Linked DNA regions of Homo sapiens: region 2 is linked to region 1. Evidence: read pairs that join two places in POLR2A ChIA-PET (ENCODE). Cell type or tissue: PC-9. All regions are shown on one strand. Each heading gives the region's core, and the rest is flanking DNA. Links, peaks and the distances in the headings are about the cores only. Region 1 has its middle 18 kb from the start of IQGAP1. Region 2 holds the start of MESP2 (mesoderm posterior bHLH transcription factor 2).

Region 1 (9,130 bases), core at 300-8,299:
CATGGTGATGTGCGCCTGTCATCCCAAGTACTTGGGAGGCTGAGGTGGGAGGATTGCGGATTGCCTGAGCCCAGGAGTTCAAGGCTGCAGTGAGCTGTGATCATACCACCGTACTCCAGATTGCGTGACAGAGCTAGAACTTGTCTCTTAAAAAAAAAAAAAGACTTAATTTCCACATCTGAAGGCCTCTTGTTAGTCTTCTTCTGATTCAACAACTCTTTACTGTTTGATGCCATTTACATATGTTTATTATTTTTTAGAGATGGGGTCTCATTCTTTTGCTGAGGCTGGAGAGCAGTGGTGCGATCATGGCTCACTGCAGCCTCAACCTCCCAGACTCAAGCAATCCTCCTGTCTCAGCCTCCTGAGTAACAGCTAGGACTACAGGCACATGCCACCAAGCCCGGCCTTTTAAAATTTTTGGTAGAGGCCAGGTGTGGTGGCTCATGCTTGTAATCCCAGCACTTTGGGAGGTCCAGGCGAGTGGATCACCTGAGGTCAGGAGTTTGAGACCAGCATGGCTAATATGGTGAAACCCCGTCTCTAGTAAAAGTACAAAAATTAGCCAGGCGTGGTCGTGGGCGCCTGTGATCCCAGCTACTCGGGAGGCTGAGGCAGGAGAATCACTTGAACCTGGGAGGCGGAGGTTGCAGTGAGCTGAGATCGTGTCATTGCACTCCAGCCCAGGTGACAAGAGCGAAACTCCATCTCCAATAATAATAATAATAATAATAATAATAACTTTGCTAGAGACAGGGTTCCCCTATGTTGCCCAGGCTGGTCTTGAACTCCTGACCTCAAGCAACTCTCCCACCTTGGCCTCCCAAAGCGCTGGGATTACAGGTGTGAGCTACTGCACCAGGCCCATATGCCTTTTTAAAAAAATTATCTTTTCCATTGGTGACTATGAGGTTGAGAGATGATTCTCCTACATTTCTGGCTGCTCCTCTTCAAGTACCTTCCCTGGCTCCTCTGGATTTTTTTGTTTTGTTTTGTTTTGTTTTGTTTTGTTTTTGAGACAAAGTCTTGCTTTGTTGCCCAGGCTGGAGTGCAGTGGCAGGATCTTGGCTCACCAGCTCACTGCAACCTCCACCTCCCAGGTTCAAGGGATTCTGGTGCCTCAGCCTCCAGAGTAGCTGGGACTACAGGCCCAGCTAATTTTTGTACTTTTGGTAGAGATGGGGGTTTCACCAGGCTGGTCTTGAACTCCTGCCTCAGGTGATCTGCCCACCTCGGCCTCCCAAAGTGCTGGGATTCTAGGCATGAGCCACCGCGCCTGGCCTGGCTCCTCTTCTTCTTCCACTCAGATATGCCTGACCCTGTCAACACTTTGGTTGAGGTCTTCTTTCTTCTTTCTTTTTTGCTCCGCACATTTAGCTTATGACTTCAACCATCATTTCTCAGAGCATGGGTCTGGCTCAACCTCTCTCCTGAATTTCAGACCTACAAGTCTAGCTACTTGGTGGAGACCTCCCCAGAATGACCTGCTGCTTCCCAAAAGCAGACTCTCCAAATTACAGTCAGTATCTCCCCCGGAAGCATTCCCCCAGGCATTTCTCTTTCTGCCTTCAATTCCCCATTCTCCTACATTGCCTTGCCAGAAGCCTGCTGGTCAGCTTGGATTTCTTTTTGTCCTTTTTTTTCTATATTTTGCTGGTGCCTAGTCATGTAGTTGCTGCCTCTACACTTTCTCTTCTTTAAAAAAAATTATTAAAGCACCACGTGCTTGTTGTAAACATTTCCAGAAAATACAGAAGTGCTCAAAGTGAAAAAATGGAAATGCCTTGTCCCTTCCTCATTCCCTGCCCTAACCTCACGCCCCAGATTCAGCTATGTAATAGTCTGTCATGCCAAGTCTTATTTCCAGCTCCTCTTTTCCATCCCCACTGCCATCATCTGAACTAAACGGATTGTTTTCCATCTGGTCTCCTTGGCTTTTCCTTTCAGTGCAGCTCAACAGACATTAATCAAGTGCCTTCCACACACCAAAGTCCTACCCTAGATCCTAGAGGTTCAGAGACAAGTAAGATAGTTAAAGAGATCCACATTCCAGAGCTGTTTAACTTTGGGCAAGTTACTTAATCTCTCTGACCCTTACTTCCTTATCTGTAAAATGATGCTAATCCCAGCACCTTTTTCATGGGTTTGGACGAGCATTAATGAGATGATCCATGTAAAACTCTTTGTACTAACTACCTGGTACACTGTATCTGCTCCATAAATGTCAGTGACAACAATGATAATAATGACAATGTTTGGAGGAGTTTATAGCTTAATGGAGAGACTTAAAGCATAAGAATTATCTAGGCGAAGAATGATGAGAAAATATTTTTGGAAAAGGAAAACAAACAGTTCTACTAAAATTAAAAGGCTGATGTAGAGACTTGGGAAACTGGGAGGTAAGAGCTCGGACTGTGTCCTCTAAGACAGTAATTCCCGAAGTGTGAGCAAAAGTCCACCTGCATCAGTCTTACTTGGGGTGATTGCTCAAAATGAGGATTTAATGGCTGCACCTCCGAGCAAGTTGGTAATTTACATATCGGAATGCTATCCATCAAGGAAAATGGGCAGACTACAGTTACATGCATCAACACAGACAAGCTTCAAACAATATTGAGTGTAAAAAGCAAGACATAGAAATATATATTTAGTAAGAGTAAAAATACAGTAAAGGTAAAAAAGAGGCAAAACTAAACAATATATTGCTTAAGCAATAAGGATACACAAACTAATGAAAATCAAAGGATTTACTAATACAAACTTCAGTATAGTAATTAATTGGAATGGGAGAGAAAGATGCAAAGTTTCTATTTCTTTTTTTGTTTTGTTTTGAGACAGTGTCTCATTCTGTTGCCAAGGCAGGAGTGCAGTGGCAGGATCTCAGATCACTGCAAGCTCAGCCTCCTGGGTTCAAGTGGTTCTTCTGCCTCAGCCTCCCAAGTAGCTGGGATTACAAGCATGCACCACCACACCCAGCTAATTTTTGTAATTTTAGTAGAGATGGAGTTTCACCATGTTGGCCAGGCTGGTCTCGAACTCCTGGTCTTAAGTAATCCGCCCACCTCTGCCATCAAAGTTTCTGTTTCTTAAGTTGGCTGCCGAGTACACAGGTTTTCTTTGTAAAATAATTATTTAAATTGTTAATATGCATTACTTATATGCTTTTCATTTACAATGTATTTCACAAGAAAAATAAAACAAAGCAAATAAGAAAACAGAACACTTCTCCAGAGATTGATCTTTTTCACTCAAATCTCATTGAGTTATACTGAGGGGGAAAAAGAGTAATCTGAGTGCCTGGGCCCTGAACAGACACACTAGATCAGTTCCTTCATTCCCACTCAAACACATGCACACACACGCACAAACACACATTTTCTTATATTTCCTTCAGCAAACCCCCCGCCCCACCAACCAACCCCAAAACACCCTCTGCTCCTTTATGTATATAAATTAGAGCAGATAAATGTCCAGAAGATTATAGGCCATCTTTCTATAAACAGCCAATCTTGGACCTGGTGTCTGAATGGGGGATGCCCTGCTGCATTAAAGATGCTCATGTGAACATTTTGTTGTTTCCCAGAAAAAAAGTTTCCACATTTTAGATTATTTTCACAGGGTGAGAACAATTTTACACCTCCCTTACTTGCTGCAGAATCTTTTTTTTTTTTTTTTTTTTTTTTTTGAGACAGGTCTTGCTCTATCACTCAAGCTGGAGTGCAGTGGCACGATCTCGGCTCACTGCAACCTCCGCCTCCCAGGTTCAAGCAATTCTTCTGCCTCAGCCTCTCGAGTAGCTGGGATTACAGGTGCGCACCACCATGCCCAGCTAATTTTTTGTATTTTTAGTAGAGATGGGGTTTCACCATGATGGCCAAGCTGGTTTCAAACTCCTGACCACAAGTGATCCGCCCACTTCGGCCTCCCAAAGGGCTAGGATTACAGGTGTGAGCCACCACGCCTGGCTGCTGTGGAATCATTTTTAAAGTGATTGTATCAATTTACAGTGTTCCGAACAGTAAATGGCTACTAGTCTCATCACACCCTCATCTTTAAAAAAGTTTTGCTAATTTAATAGACATGATTCTTACATATTGTCTTAATTTGCATTTCTTTGCTTACCAGTGAGGTTGAACATTTTTTTCTATGTTAGAATCTTTCTTGTATTTCTTCTGTTGTTTTCATTAGAGTAACTCAGAGCAGGATTGGGAATCTGAAAACATGAACATTTGATTTTGAGGAAGTCATTGTTTTCCTGTTGTCTTCCTTCCCCCTCTCTGCTTTATTATTTTTTACTTCAGGTTCATTTATAGAAATATCAGAAAATACAATTAAGCAAACAGAGTAAATTCCACTTCCCAGAGATAACCACTACCGTTTGTTGTATATCCTTTTAAGCTTTTTCTCTGCCAAAAATATTCACAAATATATCGCTTATTCTTTCTGAGCCTGTTTCCTCATCTATCAAATGGAATACTTGTTCTTCAAGTTGATAATTAACTGGTGGGAGCACATGAAAGTATTTTATAAAGTGCACAAATGCAAGTTGCTGCTCTTATGACAAAGAAAAAATGTATTTTATTCTGCCAAGCAGAATGATGACACTTTGTTTCCTGAACACAGCCTGCTCTCTCCAGTACAATTTCTTCTCTCTAGAATAGCTTCTTGCTTCAATTCCTCCTGCTGAACTACTATCTACTCTTTTTTTAAAAAAATCAATATTAAAATATACAAAAATTAGTGTAAAGAGCAACCACGTACCCACTATACAGCTTAGGAAAAGAGTCTGGCATTTCTCACTCCTATGCCTTTATATATACTTGCTTTATTTCCTGTCTCTCTATATATACATACATATATATTTAGTAAGAGCAAAAATACAGTAAAGATCAGGGAAGGTGCGGTGGCTCACGCCTGTAATCCCAGCACTTTGGGAGGCCGAGGCGGGCAGATCACGAGGTCAGGAGTTTGAGATCAGCTTGACCAACATGGTGAAACCATGTCTCTACTAAAAATACAAAAATTAGCCAGGCGTGGTGGCTCATGCGTGTAGTCCCAGCTATTCAGGAGGCTGAAGCAGAAAAATCCCCTGAACCTGGGAGGTGGAGGTTGCCGTGAGCCAAGATTGTGCCACTCACTCCAGCCTGGGCGACAGAGTGAGACTCCATCTCGGGGAAAAAAAAAAATACAGTAAAGGTAAAAAACAGGCAAAACTAAATATATTGCTTAAGCAATAATGATACTCATACAAACTAATGAAAATCAAAGGATTTACTAATACAAATTTATAGTAGTTAATTGGAAGCATATGTATTATATAAATATACATGTATTATACATATATGTATATATGTATATATATAGAAAAAAGCAAATATATGTATATATACATATATATCTATATATGTAAAATTTTTATTTATAAAATGTTTTTGAGCATGAAATGATATATCATTGTGGTGTTAATATGCGTCTTAGCTGGGCATAGTAGGTCACACCTGTAATCCCAACATTTTGGGAGGCTGAGGCAGGAGGATTTCTTGAGCTCAGGAGTTCAAGACCAGCCTGGACAGCATAGTGAGACCCCATCTCTAAAAAAAAAAATAAAAATTATCTGGCGTGGTGGCTGATGTCTGTAGTTCCAGCTACTCAGGAGGCTGAGGTGGGAGGATCACCTGAGCACTGGAGGTCAAGGCTGCAGTGAGCTATGATCATGCCACTGCACTCCAGCCTGGATGACAGAGCCAGATCCTGTTTCAAATAAATAAATTAAATTAAGTTAAAAAGTATCTCCCTGATTAGTGGGGAAGTTACCCAACTTTTTTTTTTTTTTTTTAGACAGAGTCTCAGTCTGTCTCCCAGGCTGGCATGCAGTGGCACGATCTTGTCTCACCGCAACCTCCACCTCCTGGGTTCAAGCAATTCTCCTGCCTCAGTCTCCCGAGTAGCTAGGATTACAGGCATGTGCCACCATACCCGGCTAATTTTTTGTATTTAGTCGAGATGGGGTTTCGCCATGTTGGGCAGACTGGTCTCGAACTCCCGACCTCAGGTGATCCTCCCACCTGGGCCTCCCAAAGTACTGGGATTACAGGCGTGTGCCACCGTGCCCAGCAGTTACACAACTTTTACAAGTTTATTGTTGTTCATGTTGCCTCTTCAGGGAATTTTGTTTATAAAGTACCTATTCTTCAAGGCCCCATTAAAACACCTCCCTCTCCATAAAGTATTTCCAGATCTCCTCTATCAAGCAGATAGGATTTCCTTTGGACTTCTATAATCCTTTCTTTCTACATCTTGGGTTTCACTCACTTCTTATTTCATCTTGCATTACAGTCACTTGTGTACTTGTCTAAAGGGCAGTGACTATGTTTAACTCAACTTTATGCCCTTGTTCATACTAGTACAAAAGTAAACATTTCATAAATCTTTGTTGAATCAAATCCTACTCCTCCCCTGCTTATAAAATCTTAAATCATTTCCTATTGTCTACAGACGAAAGTAGAATCTCGTTTAATGTAGAATTTAAGACCCTTCCACGGGCTCTAGCATCAACCTTCCTTTCTTGCTCTTCTCCTGGGAGGACCTTGCTTTCCGCCCCAGATACTAGATTCTTCATCCACAGTAAGGTCCCAGTCCACTAATGTTTGGCTTTTCTCTCTGTAGCTGGGATGGCAGGTTGGTCCCACCCATTTTAGTTGCCTATAAAATTCTTTTTTTTTTTTTTTTGAGATGGAGTCTTGCTCTGTTGCCCAGGCTGGTATGCAGTGGCATGATCTTGGCTCACTGCAACCTCCGCCTCCTGTATTCAGGCAATTCTCCTGCCTCAGCCTCCCGAGTAGCTGGGATTATAGGCAACTGCCACCATGCCCGGCTAATTTTTGTATTTTTAGAAGAGACGGGGTTTCACCATGTTGGCCAGGCTGGTCTCGAACTCCTGACCTCAGATGATCCGCCCTCCTCGGCCTCCCAAAGTGCTGGGATTACAGGCGTGAGCCACCGCGCCCGGTCTGAGCCACCGCGCCCGGTCTGAGCCACCACACCCGGTCTAATTTTTGTATTTTTAGTAGAGGTGGGGTTTCACCATTTTGGCCAGGCTGGTTTTGAACTCCTGACCTCGTGATCTGCCCGCCTCGGCCTCCCAAAGTGCTGGGATTACAGGCTTGAGCCACTGCGTCCAGCCCAAACTCTTTAAGAGAAAATCTCTTGGGATCTTGAAGCCAGAAGCTTGCTTTTATTACTGAGTTTGCCCTGAATCTGTCACTTATGTACTAAAAATACATAAATTTCCTTATCCAGGTGACTTGGGCTCAACTGAAGGAAACCTGAAGCATCTAAATGTTAGCACCTAAGCCTGAGTCTAGGTGCCAGCATAGCCTGTCTTCCCTCTCCAGAGTCAGAGGCATGTTACAAACAGAATATATGGACACACGTCGAACCCCACATTGTATCTCTCTAATTTATTCAATTTAATTCAGTAAACACTCATTACCTCTTATATCCAGGCCTAGTTGAGGGTGCTGGGGATACAGGTATAAACATGACAGTTCTCTTGAGGAGCACAGAGTGGTTGTGGGAAACAGACATACAGACACACAGTTTCTTTCTTTCTTTTTTCTTTTTTTTTTTTTTTTTGAGACAGAGTCTCACTCTGTCCTTCAGGCCGGAATGCAGTGAGGTGATCTCAGCTCACCACAACCTCCACCTCCTGGGTTCAAGCGATTCTCCTGCCTCTGACTCCCCAGTAGCTGGGATTACAGTAATGCGCCACCACACCCACCTAATTTTTGTATTTTTAGTAGAGACAGGCTTTTGCCATGTTGGCCAGGCTGGTCTCAAACTCCTGAACTCAGGTGATCCGCCTGCCTCGGCCTCCCAAAGTGCTGGGATTACAGGTGTGAGCCACCATGCCCGGCCCAGACACATAGTTTCAATACAAGAAGTATATGTCAGCCAGAGAAGGGCTATCTTGAGAGTCAAGGAAGGCTCCCTGGAGGAGGTATCACTTATGCCAGTTGGTACATGAATGAGTAAATGCAAACAAGCCATGATACTGAAATAAAGCTTTGTTTAATTAACCTTCACATGTAAATTCAGCCACAGAAGACATTCTGATACATGGGGGCATTGCCAGTGATTCCACGAAACTGGATAATGTCATTGATGCTTGTGGTTGAGAGAGCTTGTTTCTGTATTGTAAGGAAGGTGGTACAACCTGGCCTTTCTTTTAAAAAAAAAAAAAAATTCAAACTGGACATGTGTCAATGAACTGACTGGAGTCTTAGGGAGGAACATTGCTCCATAGCTATATGTCTCTCCCGTTTTTTCCTGTGTTAGTCTTTTTTTTTAATTTTTTTAAAATTTTTTTGAGACAGAGTCTTGCTCTGTTGCCCAGGCTGGAGTGCAGTGGTGTGATCTTGGCTCGCTGCAAGCTCCGCCTCCCGGGTTCAAGCAATTCTCCTGCCTCAGCTTCCCAAATAGCTGGGACTACAGATGCATGCCACCATGCCTGGCTAATTTTTGTATTTTTAGTAGAGACAGAATTTCACCATGTTGGCTACACTGGTTTGGACCTCCTGACCTGAGGGGTTCCACCTGCCTCGGCCTCTCAAAGTGCTGAGATTACAGGAGTGAGCCACCTTGTCTAGCTCTTTTTTTTTTTTTCTTTTGAGACAAGTTCTTGCTCTGTCTCCCAGGCTGGAACGCAGTGGTGCAATCACAGCTCCCTGCAGCCTCGACCTCCCCAGCTCAAGTGATCTTCCCACCTCAGCCTCCCCAGTAGCTGGGGCCACAGGCATGCACCACTACGCCCAGCTAATTTTTTTTATTTTTTGTAGAGATGGTGTCTCACCATGTTGCACAGGCTGGTATCCAACTGCTGGGCTCAAGCAATCTTCCTGCCATGGCCTCCCAAAGTGCTAGGATTACAGGCGTGAGCCACTGTGCCCACGTGTTAGTCTTTACATAACTGAATAGTGACTGAAGTCTTGCAGTTTCTACCTTGCCCTGCACTGGCATTATAAGTTGTAGTAGAAATGTCACTCATTGCTTGTAATCTCATGAGAGGCCTAGTTAGATTTTTCTGTACTCTACTTCCAGAGGAGCTTATAGGAAGGTGACTTTCCATAAA
Region 2 (8,905 bases), core at 906-8,905, 600 kb before region 1:
GCTGTGGGCAGCCAGGTGGCTGCAGGGGCCTGTGCTAAGCCACCAAAGGCGGGCTGGACCAAGGGCATTGCCCTCTCTCACCCTGTAACAGGGCCAGGGCCGAATGAGCACATCTTGGGGGGCCAACCTGAGGCCTCTGCCCTCCCCACCCCACTGCTGGTTGGGGAGGAAGTGCTGGGAGGCCCATAAAGGGGTGGTGGGATGGAGGTCTCAAGATTCCTCACTGTCTAGAAGGAATACAGACGGGCATTACCTGCCTCAGGGCCAAGCTGGCCCATGCCACACAGGCAAGACCTGCACAAGATGATGGCAGCTTTGTGCTTCCAACCCTGAGAGCAGGCCTAGCCGAGCCACTGAGCTTCAGGCACCGACAAGAGTAGGTGTGCAGGTGGCCTGAGCTTGGGCACTTGGGAGGCCTCCCGCTGTGCTCCCCCTACTCAGGACACCCTGAGGACTCCCCTGTGTTCCTGCCCTGGGATTACCAGGAGTCCTGAAGCAGCAGCTCCTGTTCTCTCCCTAGTTGTTGGCCTGAGCTCTGAAACAACATCAGTGGTCATCAGGTCCAACCCCCTGTTTTACAGAGCTTGGCAGAGGCCGCAGCAGCCATCTGCTCCAGCTCCTGCACGTGCCTAACGTGTCGTCATCTGACCTTTTCTTGATTAGCTCCAGGAACAGGCCACTCCCTCCCCTACAAGACAGAGCCTCTGACTTAGAAAGTTCTTCAGACTCTCTCTGGAGCGTTCCCCTGGGTCCGTGCCTCTGCAGACAACCGTCACATCCCCTCCACTTTTTTCTTTTTGTACTCAATGCTCCCAGGTCCTCCAGCTATTTCACTGGTGACCTGGCTTCAAGCCCTCTCACCAGCCTCCCTAAGCTGGGATTTGTCCCCATCCCTCATGAACAGTGGCCTCCAGTTCTCACCACTTACTTCAGGTAGGGCCCATCCTGTCTGGAGAATAAGGAACCATCACCATCACTCCTCAGTTGAAGACCCCCCCTCAGTTGAAGACCCCCCCACCCCCGTCCCCACCCCTGCTTCTTGTGATTTTTTTTTTTTTTTTTTTTTGAGACAGTCTTGCTCAGCTGCCCAGGCTGGAGAGCAGTGGCGCGATCTCAGCTCACTGCAACCTCTGCCTCCTGGGTCCAAGGGATTATCCTGCCTCAGCCTCCCGAGTAGCTGGGACTACAGGTGCGCATCATCGTGCCTGGCTAGCTTTTTTGTATTTTTAATAGAGATGGGGTTTCGCCATGTTGGCCAGGCTGGTCTCAAACTCCTGGCCTCAAGTGATCCACCTGCCTCGGCCTCCCAAAGTGCTGGGATCACAGGCGTGAGCCACTGCGCCTGGCCTGCTTCTTGTGAATTTGCATGCAGCTTGGATCACATTTACTTTTATGCCCCTCATACTTTGAAGGCAATGACCACCATGCCCTCCCACATGTGCTGATTTTACAGGATGCCTCCTGACGTGAACTTGGAGAAGGGTACAGGGGACCTGCTCGTTCTATTTGATCAGGTCTGATGGGTTGTTCCAGCCTGTCAGGATTTATTTAGATACTGGCTGTTTCCCAAGTCACTTTTGGGTTTGGGTCTTACCCCACATTAGATCAGTTCATATCTTCATTCAAGATCATAATACTGCCCAGGAAAAGGCTGGGAACAGTGCCTGTGGCCCCTCACTAGAGACCTTCCTCCCAGTGAACATCCGCTCATTCATTTGTGGGAGCCCTGAATCTGTTGTGAATTCACTTAACTGAACCGTCATCCAGCTCACATGGCCCCATTGGTGATAAGGAAACTCTGGGAACTTCCCTATTATGTGGGTAGGAATTGTGTTTCGTTGCTCATAGTACCTCCTAAAATGACACTGACCTAAACAAGATGGTGATTTTTCTTTTTCTTTTCTTTCTTTTTTTTTTTTTTTTTTTTTTTAGCAGGGTGTATCACCATGCACAACACAAGATTACTAAAAGAAAAAGGCAAATAAAGGCTGTGTGGGCAACTAGCAGTGTCTGCCACACTTGTGAAACCCAAATACATTCTTCTGATCACGTTTCCCTGATCTAGCCACCATTCCTATCACAGAAAGGAAGATGTGAACCTGGTGCTACTAGCACACTGAAGCCCAGAATGTAATCACCTTACCCAATGGCACACAGCCACAGGCCCTCTTTTTAACAGGGGAACCAAATGAAGGGTGGAAACACTGAAAAGGGGCTGCAGGGTAGGATCCAAACCTGGCTTGTTTGCTCGGCACCTAGGGCAGGTTCCAGCACAGAGTAAATACGTGGCCCCACACCCATCCAGAAGTGGACCCCTTAAGGGCCCCAGGGCTGTAGGCAAGTTGGACAGGCATCCCTGCCAGGGCCCAACAGAAGAGAAAGGCTGGATATGGAGAGGTGGGGAGGGCAGGATGCCCTGGTTTGGTGTGGGAGCAGTTCCCAGAAAGCAAGGAATCACTTCCTTCTGGGACCAAGGCTGAAGATATCATTCCCCTTACTCACAGTCCAACCTATTCCTTTAATCACTTCTTTCTGCTGTTCCTGAACTTGCTGTAAGCATAACATCAGCCCTGTTCTAAACGTTATCACATGCATTATCTTATTTTACTTCAGTTATCCTGGAGATCAGAATACCCACTTATAGACGGGAAAACTGAGATTGAGTAAGTTGCCCAAGTTCTCCCAGCTGGTAAGAAACCAGGCCTGTCTCACTCTGCAGCCCAGACACCTGACCACTAAGCTGCACTGCCTCCCTGTGCTAAGTGGAGGCCCAGTTGGGGGATCCACTTGGGGTTCCCTCCTGGTGAGTGAGGCTAGCAGATAGAGTGCCCTTGTGCTTCCAGAGCCTAGCTGAGGAGTACAGGGAAGAGCCAGGGGCCACAACAAACCAGGCCCAGGGCCCCACCTTCCAGAACTTACACTGTAAAACCCACAGTCAGCCTAGGGTCTAGGCTCCAGGCTAGCTCAAACCAAGGTAGAAGGAGACCAGGCAATCTCCGAGAGGAAAGGATGTATGTACCATGTGCAGGGCTCTGTGCCTGTGGTGGAATCCCATTATATACCAAATCCCTCCACAAGAAATCCCTCAGGCTGGCTCTAAGGAGGTTGGGGGGAAATAATTCTGGATATTCAGAAGCTTCCTGGAGATCACAAGACCATCCACCACTGTATTCCTAGCTGTTTATGCACAAAGCAGCACTGCTGGGCAAAAACTAAAAATACAATAAAGGTGCATCAGTAAGTGGCTGTGCATGCCATGGACTACCATATAGCAGTTAAAAGGCATGAGTCATGCCTGTAATCCCAGCACTTTGGGAGGCCAAGGCAGGCAGATTGCATGAGGTCAGGAGTTCGAGTCCAGCCTGGCCAACATGGTGAAACCCTGTCTCTACTAAAAATACAAAAATTAGCCGGGCACGGTGGCACATGCCTGTAGTCCCAGCTACTTGGAAGGCTGAGGCACAAGAATCGCTTGAACCTGGGAGGCGGAGGTTATAGTGAGCTGAGATCACACCACTGTACTCCAGCCTGGACAAAACAGAGAGAGTGTCTCAAAAAATAAAAAAATAAACAAAAATAAAGGTGTGAGTCAGAAACATCAATAGAAGCCAGGCGTGGTGGCTCACACCTGTAAACCTAGCACTTTGGGAGGCCGAGGCAGGTGGATCACCTGAGGTCAGGAGTTCAAAACCAGCCTGGCCAACATGGTGAAACCCTGTCTCTACTAAAAATACAAAAAATTAGCCAGGTGTGGTGGCAGGCATCTGTAATCCCACGTATTTGGGAAGCTGAGGCAGGAGAAATCGCTTGAACCTAGGAGGCGGAGGTTGCAGTGCGCTGAGATCATGCCATTGCACTCCAGCCTGGGCAACAAGAGCGAAACTTCATCTCAAAAAAAATAAATAAATAATAAAGAAACACCAATAGAAACAGCACCTGCTCTATCTGAAATGCAGCACCTAGATCAAGACATATCTATGAAGCCTGATGAATTTTGTTTATAACTGTTGAATGGATACATGCAAGTTCCCTGATAGACAGTATGTCAAGAGCTTTATAGTGTTGTGTGGCCTCGGACCAATAAATGATGTACCTACACTACATGTGCCATTATTTCAACCCAAAAAGTCTAGGGGTGAATGTTTTACAAGTTGTCCCTTATTTCCCCTTAGGAAATAGTTGTTTTTTGTTGTTGTTTTTTTTAAATTTTGGTTTAAACCCTTTTAAGCCATGAAATGTTCCATAACTAACTGCTTCTCTCCAAAGAAAGCCTGTTTGAAATCTATCCCACCTTCTTTTCATGTTATGGACCAATTAAAATTTTCTCTTCTTTATTCATAGCAGCTAGAATAAACTAAACGATAGTTGTTTGCCCAGAGTTATTCAACACCAAGTGTTACTTCATCATAACGTTAGAGCAGTGACTTGGGCATATTTTCTCCGATATATTTCAAAATAAATTCTGAGGAGAAAAAGTGACATAATTTCATTATTGAAGGTGTATCCGTACCTTCTGCCATTTTACCTTTTTTCCAAAGTTAAAATTATTTACATGGGCTGCGTACAGTGACTCATACCTGTAATCCCAGCACTTTGGGAGGCCGAGGCGAATGGATTGCTTGAGCCCAGCAGTATGAGACCTGCCTAGGCAACATGGTGAAACTCTGTCTCTACAAAAAGTACAAATTTTAGCCGGAGTGATGGTGCACATCTGTAGTCCCAGCTACTCCGGAGGCTGAGGTGGGAAGATTACCTGAGCCCGGGAGGTGGTGGCTGCAGTGAGCGGTGACTGCCCCACTGCACTCCAGCCTGGGTGACAGAGTGAAACCCTGTCTAAAGAAAAAAATTATTTAAAGAGATAAACATTTAAAACATTTAGATCAACTATAACCAAGGTTTTGGTTAAATCTGTATTCGCAGGCAGTACTTTTTTTTTTTTTTTTTTTTTGAGACAGGGTGTTGCTCTGTGGCCAGACTGGAGCACAGTGGTACGATCATAGCTCACTGCAACCTCAAACTCCTGGGTTCAGGGGATCCTCCTGCCTCAGCCTCCCAAGTAGCTGGGACTACAGGGCCCACCCCACCATGCCTGGCTAATTTTTTTTTTTCTTAGATGCGGGGTCTGACTATGTTGCCCAGGCTGGTCTTGAACTCCTGGGCTCAAGCCAACCTCTCACCTCAGCCTTCCAAAGTGCTGGGATTATCCCCACTAAAAATTTGATCCATTATTTTTTTAAAGGGTGAGTCAGCAAAATATGTCCTGACATGGAATGCTCTGAAACATGCTGTTGAATGAAAAAAAAAAAAAAGAAAAAGAAAAAGAAAAGAAGAAAAACAAATTACAAGCTGACATTTACACATAACAATGTACATAATGTAACTGGAGGGTTACTGTGTGTTTGCTAAGGATACACGTTTATGTTAACCCACTGGCCAGGTCTGGAACTACACACACAGCCTAATAACAGCTGTTACCTTTTGGGGGTTTATGGGGTTGGTTAAAGAGACTCCAACTTTATCTGTAATGTTTCCATTTCTCACAGTGAAAGGTAGTAGTTACATAATTTGTGTAATTAAAAGTTAATTTTTGAAAATAGCCACGCCCTCCCTCAAAAAAAAAGAAAGAAACAAAAAAAAAGATTAGCCAGTCATAGTGGTATGCGCCTGTAGTCCCAGCTACTTGAGAGGCTGAGGCAGGAGGATCACTTGAACACAGTTTTAGGGTACAGTGAGCCAAGATTGCATCACTGCACTCCAGCCTGGGCAACAGAGTGAGACCCTGTCTCTAAAATTAAAATAAATGAAGCCTGGGCACAGTGGCTCACGCCTGTAATAACAGCATTTTGGGAGGCTGAGGCAGGCGATCACTTGAGGCCAGGAGTTCGAGACCAGCCTAGCCAACATGGCGAAACCCCATCTCTACTAAAAATACAAAAATTAGCCAGGCATGGTGGCGTGCACCTGTGGTCCCAGCTACTCAGGAGGCTGAAGCAGGAGGATTCCTTGAGCCTGGGAGGCGGAGGTTGCAGTGAGCTGTCACTGCACTCCAACCTGGGCGACAGACCCTGTCTCAAAAATAAAACAAATAATAAAATAAAATAAAATAAAATAAAATCAGCCACAAAAATATTACAAGGCAGCTGGGCCTGGTGGCTCATGCCTGTAATCCCAGCACTTTGGGAGGCTGAGGAGGGCAAATCACTTGAGCCCAGGAGTTCAAGACCAGCCTGGGTAAAACCCAACTCCACAAAAAATGATAATAATGATTAAATAATTACGAAGCCATTTGCTACTTCAGGCTGCTGCAGGTTAATCTCTTCTTGAACACCATTGTCATGTTGATCTTTAGTTAGTTATTAGCTAATGATTTTTAAAATTGTATCACCCTTCCGCTCAAAAGTCCCTATGGCTCCCAAAACCAACTCCTTAACCTGGCCCCAGCCCAGGTGTGCTCTGGCCTTCCACATCACCACCCCAGTGCCCTGCTCCTAAGGCATCTTGGAAGGTCCCAAGGCCAGGTCTTTGCTTATGCAGTTCCCATCCGGAAAGCACGGCACCTGCCTCTCTCCCTACTCAAATCCTACGCATGGTTCAAGGCCCAGCTATGACTTCTTCACCTCTGTGGCCAGAACCCTAATGTCCCTGGTCTTCTTTTGACTCTTAGCCTCAGGACTCAGCCCTTTCCCCAAGACCACACAGGACATTGACAATCTCCTTTAAACTGTAATTGTTGCTGAGAATATCATTTACTTTATAAATTTTACTATCTCAACTATCCCTTACACAATCCCATGTAGATACTATCATTATTCCTGTTTTACTGAGCAGAAGCTCAAGCTCAAACAGGTTAAGGGCTCTGCCTAAGGGCATACAGCTACTGTCATACAATGGCCTGTTCACTTTTCTTTCCCACAAGACTGAAATCTCATTAGAGCAGAGACCATGACTAGCTCATTCACCCTGTGTGCTCGACATTTACTGGTTGCTAAATATGAATTCGGCCAGGCGCAGTGGCTGACGCCTATAATCCCAGCACTTTGGGAGGCCAAGGCGGGTGGATCACTGGAGGTCAGGAGTTTAAGACCAGCCTGGCTAACATGGCAAAAACCAGTCTCTACTAAAAATACAACAATTAGCCAGACGTGATGGTGCATACCTGTAGTCCCACCTACTTGAGAGGCTGAGGCAGAAGAATCACTTGAACCCAGGAGGCAGAGGTTGCGGTGAGCTGAGATGGTGCCACTGCACTCCAGCCTGGACGATAGACCAAGTCTGTTTCAAAAACAAAAAAAAGAGAATAAATAAATAAATATGAATTAAATGAATAAAGTCCATTAGTGCCTTGAAATCTAAGTACTTTCCTTTTATTTTATTTATTTATTTATTTATTTACTTATTTATTTATTTTTGAGACGGAGTCTCGCACTCGCCCAGGCTGGAGTGCAGTGGCACGATCTCAGCTCACTGCAACCTCCGCCTCCCGGGTTCAAGCGATTCTCCTGCCTCAGCCTCCCGAGTAGCTGGGATTACAGGTGCCTGCCACCACACTCGGCTGGTTTTTGTATTTTTAGTAGAGACAGGGTTTCAGCATGTTGGCCAGGCTGGTCTCGAACTTATGACCTCAGGTGATCCATCCACCTCGGCCTCCCAAAGTGCTGGGATTACAGGCATCAGCCACCATGCCTGGCCAGTACCTTCTTTATAAAACGATCATGGCAAACCTTCAGCTCACTTGCCAGGGCCTAAGTGCTTTACAGGGATCGCTGTACTTAGTCCAGGAACCATCCTAGGCATAGGTATTTTGTATCACTATTGGTACCGATGAGGGAATCTGAGGCTCAGAGGAGCTAAATAACTTAACCAAGGTCACAGCCAATAAAGAGGCCGGCTTGGGGACCCATTTTCGCCGGTTTTCATCACCTAGGGTACCCAACTCCTCTTCCCCAACCTAATCTATTCCATTTCTCAAGAGTAGATACAGACCATGGGCAGTGAGATGCCTTTCTTGGTGTGTCACTCAACAAATCAGAAACTGTGGATTTTGGGGACCCCAGAAGGGCCCACCTGCACTTCTTCCTCAGCCACCATGGGCAGGGCCCTCCGGGCTTGTCTTGATGCCTTATTTAATACAACAGTAGGCACAGCGTCCTGGGCACAGACCTCCGGGAGGTTAGTGATGAGAGAGGCACCCACTCCTCACGGGGTCCCTGAGGCACCCACAGACCATGGCACTACCCGCCTCTGTTGGGCTCCCGGGCACTCACCGTGAGCAGTGGACGGGGCAGGGGCGTGGGTGGGAGCGTGGTGAGAAGCTTAGCAGCTCCATCCAGATGCGAATTGTCCCTCCCATACTTCCCGGGCTGCAGGGGCCTCCATTTAGAGCCCCCAAGGAGTCAGAATCCACACCTCCGCAAATGGGCCCGCTTTCCCAGGGGCCCCCTGCCCAGACTTTCCCTGGGCTCTGTGGGTTTTGACACCTCTCTGCAACCTGGCGGGGGGCCACCTCGCACCTTTGGTCAACATAAAAGCTCAGGCCTGGAGGTGGCCAACCCAGCCTCCCAGAGCCTGCAGCCCGGCCATGGCCCAGTCGCCTCCTCCGCAGAGCCTCCTCGGCCACGACCACTGGATCTTCGCCCAGGGCTGGGGCTGGGCCGGCCACTGGGACTCCACGTCCCCGGCCTCCTCCTCCGATTCGTCGGGTTCGTGCCCCTGCGACGGCGCCCGCGGACTCCCGCAGCCACAGCCTCCGAGCTGCAGCTCCCGAGCCGCAGAGGCAGCCGCGACGACGCCCAGACGAGCGCGCACCGGACCAGCGGGCGGACAGCGGCAGAGCGCCAGCGAGCGGGAGAAACTGCGCATGCGCACGCTGGCCCGCGCCCTGCACGAGTTGCGCCGCTTTCTGCCT

Evidence for each region. Peaks named below come from ENCODE experiments on the same cell type or tissue, not always from the same donor. Only the 100,000 strongest peaks of a DNase experiment are listed, where the experiment ranks them.
Region 2: POLR2A ChIA-PET joins it to region 1 with 7 read pairs; 3 of 35 experiments call an interaction of 5 or more read pairs at or near these places.

What each region holds. Positions count from the first base shown.
Region 1 is chr15:90,365,931-90,375,060 of GRCh38, forward strand. No RefSeq gene overlaps it. Among named protein-coding and RNA genes, the nearest start is that of IQGAP1, 18 kb to the right of the region's middle. In PC-9, for the core only: no CTCF peak of the experiment used is centred there; no DNase peak of the experiment used is centred there.
Region 2 is chr15:89,767,780-89,776,684 of GRCh38, forward strand. MESP2 (mesoderm posterior bHLH transcription factor 2) reads left to right here and starts at 8,553. Exons shown (of 2, transcript NM_001039958.2): 1 at 8,553-8,905. The coding sequence starts at 8,579. It overlaps LOC124903550 (a long non-coding RNA gene), which reads right to left and starts at 8,830. Exons shown (of 2, transcript XR_007064751.1): 1 at 8,511-8,830; 2 at 4,315-7,272. RefSeq lists an enhancer at 1-574 and a silencer at 8,817-8,905. In PC-9, for the core only: a CTCF peak has its summit at 5,423; DNase peaks (open chromatin) are centred at 2,472 and 5,402; H3K27ac peaks cover 2,810 bases.